Regions from separate parts of the Homo sapiens genome. Here region 2 is linked to region 1. Evidence: chromatin loops called from intact Hi-C (ENCODE). Cell type or tissue: MCF 10A. All regions are shown on one strand.

The links. A loop is a pair of places that touch in the nucleus more often than their neighbours do. Peaks named below come from ENCODE experiments on the same cell type or tissue, not always from the same donor. Only the 100,000 strongest peaks of a DNase experiment are listed, where the experiment ranks them.
Region 2: a loop joins it to region 1, with 5 times the contacts of the local background. A loop is called at or near these places in 3 of 110 quality-filtered maps.

What each region holds. Positions count from the first base shown.
Region 1 is chr13:109,383,154-109,385,653 of GRCh38, forward strand. No RefSeq gene overlaps it. Among named protein-coding and RNA genes, the nearest start is that of LINC00399, 16 kb to the right of the region's middle. In MCF 10A, no CTCF peak of the experiment used is centred here; DNase peaks (open chromatin) are centred at 748 and 1,468.
Region 2 is chr13:109,777,270-109,779,769 of GRCh38, forward strand. All of the region lies in intron 1 of IRS2 (insulin receptor substrate 2), which reads right to left. Among named protein-coding and RNA genes, the nearest start is that of IRS2, 8.1 kb to the right of the region's middle. In MCF 10A, no CTCF peak of the experiment used is centred here; a DNase peak (open chromatin) is centred at 1,082.

The DNA.
Region 1 (2,500 bases):
AAGAAAAAATGACAGTACCTATCTCATAGGATGGTTGGGAGGATTGGGTAGATGATGGTGGGAAGTACCTATCTCATAGGATGGTTGGGAGGATTGGGTAGATGATGGTGGGAAGTACCTATCTCATAGGATGGTTGGGAGGATTGGGTAGATGATGGTGGGAAGTACCTATCTCATAGGATGGTTGGGAGGATTGGGTAGATGATGGTGGGAAGTACCTATCTCATAGGATGGTTGGGAGGATTGGGTAGATGATGGTGGGAAGTACCTATCTCATAGGATGGTTGGGAGGATTGGGTAGATGATGGTGGGAAGTACCTGTCTCATAGGATGGTTGGGAGGATTGGGTAGATGGTGGGAAGTACCTGTCTCATAGGATGGTTGGGAGGATTGGGTAGATGATGGTGGGAAGTACCTGTCTCATAGGATGGTTGGGAGGATTGGGTAGATGATGGTGGGAAGTACCTGTCTCATAGGATGGTTGGGAGGATTGGGTAGATGATGGTGGGAAGTACCTATCTCATAGGATGGTTGGGAGGACTGGGTAGATGATGGTGGGAAGTACCTGTCTCATAGGATGAGTCTTACTGCAGACCCTGGAATGCACCCATTTCTCACCTGGGCAGTAACAGGGGGGCAGCCCTCCCTGCTGGAGCATACAATGCAGGACATCACATTCCAAAGATATGTTAGAAAACCCCAGGCGATTTCAGGGAGAAGTGACTCATATACTGAAAGGAAACAGAACTGTGGCAGTGGGAAATGAGACCCAGAATGCATAGCCTAATAATGAAGCAAGAAGTTAGACCACACACATTTTATACAACCCAAAGGCATGAAACCTAGACCAATGGGTGTCAATTCTAGGCAGGTAGATTCTAGCTAGAGATAAAACAAAACAAAAACAAACAAATAAGTACAACTACAGCAAGGACCTTGGGGGCTAAACTCAACTCTCTAAATGTGTAAGCGATCTGTTATCAGAGCTAGTAAATTCACCATTCAGGGATTAAGATAAGCAGTTTAAATAATTTGCAAGGAAGAGGTAGAGGCAATTGAAGCCTTGGATACAGCTTGGAGTATTATTATTTCCTTGTAGCACATATCGGCATAGAGTAGACCTGAGACTTTTTCCCTTTTGATGGAAGCCTGACCTGGGCCTCGGAGGTGCCTGCTGCCATTTGCAGACTCCAGTCCATGTGAGGATTTGTCTTGTTAAAGCAAACTGAAGATGGCCTGAGAAGGACTCCTACCTCTATATTTGAGTCCTCATGACGGAACAGTAACCTAGCTTAATAGGCAGACAAGATTGAAAACCAAACATAATAGTATGCACCTGTAACAATAGCTGAGTGTTGGCCAATCCCAGCGGCTATACTTCAACCACTCACAGACTGCTGAGTGTTCAAACTGTCTTCAAATAAGGCAAATGCCAAGGTGCAACCAAACTCACAGTTTCTGTACCTCACTGCCAATTCCTGTACGTCACTTTACTTTTTTTGTCTATGAATTTGTTCTGACCACAAGGCACTGCTGGAGTCTCTCCACATCTGTTGTGATTCTGGAGGCTGCCTGATTCGTGAATCATTTCTTTTTTTTTTTTCTCAATTAAACTCTATCAAATTTAACTTGTCTGAAGTTTTCTTTTCTGTTCTGTTTTTTTTTTTTTTTTTTCTTTGAGACAGAGTTTCACTCTCTCACTCAGGCTGGAATGCAATGTTGCAATCTCGGCTCACTGCAACCTCTGCCTCCCAGGTTCAAGTGATTCTCCTGCCTCAGCCTCCTAAGTAGCTGGGACTAAAGGTACCAGGTGCCAGGTTTATTTTTACTAGAGAGGGGGTTTCACCATGTTGGCCAGGCTGGTCTTGAACTCCTGACCTCAGGTGATCCGCCCACCTCGGCCTCCTAAAGTGCTGGAATTACAAGCGTGAGCCACCACACCCAGCTTTTGAAGTTTTCTAACAAGTCTGCAATGCCTCTGCTGTGCTAGCACCATGCACATCCTCAAGGCAGAATGAAAAGACACTGTCTCTCTTCTCACAAAATAAACTTTTATATGGATTCCTTTGTGGCCTCATAGGAAGTTTTAAAACTCCTGCGGGGAATAGATGATCCAAATCAATAGCATTCCTTCAGTTCCTGGGAGTGTTTAATGACACAATACAGGAGGACCAGATATCTTCCTGATGCGGACGCCCACAAACCCAAGGCAGCCTGAACTATTCAGGCCAGGGGAAGTGGGGGCCTCATGGTCTCATTCGGGGTGAGCAATTGCTATGAGTTGGCCAAGTTCCCAGGATGCTGGGGAACCACACAGGGTATAATGGTGGTTGGCAGCTCCTGTACTCTCTTTACTGCTCTGGACCCTGTAACTGTTGCAAATACACAGATCACACGCACCGCCTCGGTCAAGGACCAGAGTGGGCTCCTCTAATGTATGTGGCCTTCTGCGTTCCCTGGCTCAGCTTCCCTGGGTCAGATCTCCCCAGAATGGTTGCTT
Region 2 (2,500 bases), 390 kb after region 1:
CAAACAAACAAAAACCCTTTCTACTTGCCAAATCTGATACCAAAATTAGCTCTTAGAACTACGTTTCTAAAGAAAATGCATTAGTGGGAATTTTAACAGAAAACCCATTATACTCATGCTGTTACTAAAACTTTTCCAAGTTCTTCTCTTCAGAAAAAAGAGCCTCATTTTAAATACTCATACTTCTAAAGAAAATAAAATATCAATTCTCTACTAAGATTCCTTTTTGGGTGGTAGAAAAACAAAAGAATCACGCATTTTCCTACTATGTTTGATAAGCACAGTGCTACCATCAAAACTGCAGGAATGACCACCCTCATTAAATCGACCCCAAAGAATGAACCCCCAGACTAAACAATGAGTAGTCAAACAACCTCAGGGTTCTGTTTTTCTTTCAATGCATTCGGCATTAAGAGGCGATTTTTAAAATGTATATTCTAATTATACATTTTCATCTTGTCAACATCTCTTAATATAAAAACCAGTAATAAAAGGTAATCAGAAGTTCAGTCTTAACATAGTTTCAGGATTACCATACTGTTTTCCCTAATTGTTACTTTACTATGTAATTTAGAACACCACTTTGTTACAATCTGTTCATAAATATCTATGAACAGATCTTAAGTTACATAAAGGGGGAAAACAATGGCTCTTGGGAGCCTGGAGCGGAACTAGCAATAAGCAGTAAAGGTAAGCAATTTTTAAGGTGCTGGCTCCATTTTCAGACTATGCTGTTACTGTTTGTTTCAATTTAAGAGCACCCATTTACAAAAGTGTCTTTCCTGTATACATTCATGGTTTCAAAGCAATAAGTATCAACAACTGGATTTATTAGCATCTTCCTTTAGAAGAGCTTAAAACACTCTTGATGTTTATGACCTCATTTACCTTCCAGCGGCCTTGTGACACAGAAAGGGGAGGATTATAATTACCCCCATTTTACAGACAGGGAAAGTGAGAAGGCAGGATTAAGTGGCTCTCCCATAGACACACAATGACTCATTAAGATCAGCAACTAGAAACCTGGTTTCCTGATTCCTGGTTTAGTGTTCCACATACTATGCTTCCTTCTATGAAGTACTATTTTTGTAAAGGTTTCTCTTTCAATAAAGGAAACAGAACAAGTCATGTGACTTTCATTCACGAAAGCCGGTGTGTGTTTTCATTAGCACCTTAGTTGTCTGCTCCTGCGAATAGGGCAGCAGCAGTGCACGCTATTGTCTTATTATGGCCAGAGCCAGCCAACTAAAGCAAACTAGCACCCGCCACAGCAAACAGAAAACTTGTGTGGTTTGTCAATCACCTCACTGGATTTCTGAATTTAGGAAAATTCTCTGCTTTACGACTTCAAAAGGCAAAACTTTTCAACATAAATCGTGATTTTATTGTCCCTTTGGAAACATATCTCTTATCATTCTTTCCCCTTAAGAAATGATAATCCTTTTATTCAACAAAATTTAAATATGGATACTTTCAGTAGTAATTCTGATCTAATCTGTCTTATACATACATACATATATATACGCCAATTTTAGAATAAAATCCCTAAAATCACTAAAAAGGAATACTAAAACAGCAAATTTTATGGCATTCATCAATCTACCATCCTAACACAAAAACATATAAAGTTAATTTTAAAAATCAGTTTTAAAGCACAGGAAATTCAGTAGCGTCTTTCCAATTCCCAAACAACAACGAAACCTAACAAATTGGTTAGAGTTTTCCACATGCACACACACCAAAAACACATGATAAGTAACCTTAACCTGCCCTCAAATAAGATGCATAATTTTGAGTTTGCTCTGGACTAATAAAAACAGATGTACCTGAGATATACTTTTTAACTGGCTCTTGCACTGAAAGCCCACCCCCATTCACGATTCTATTGTAAACAAGTGCCAGACATGGCTGGAACCTTACCTCTCTGCTATCACTTATGCAAATACCAAACATTACCCACATAACCCCAAAATTATTCTGCATCAGCATCACTAACGAGGTCTTCCCATGCAGAACAGGAAGAGCTCAGGGTGGAAACACAGGCCACTTCTAAGAGCCAGGCAGGGCAGGGGGCCGCCCAGGAAGTGCTTTCTCTATTTCATCTTCAAAGAAATGCTTTGCAAGTCGGCCTTCTACAAATCATTTCCTCAAAGGACACTGATCTACTGTGAACTCTGTATTTATGAGCATCCCAAACAAATTTCTAGTGCATGTATGAGTTAAATAAAAGTGGGTATTTATCCCAAGTTCCTAAATGCTTCCTTTCTGTCTCAACGGACCACAACTTTGGTGCTACGTGGACTAAGGTGACACTAGCCTTTCCTATTCTGCTGTTCTCTGTGTTCAACTTACTTTACTAGAAACCCAATGGGGCAGATATTTCTTTTTTTTTAAATGTCGTTGGGCATGGTGGACTGACTGCAGTTGTCTATTTTGATTTAAAAGATCCTTTTACTTCTTAGAAGAGGGTTCATCATGATACCCACACAAACTTCGGACA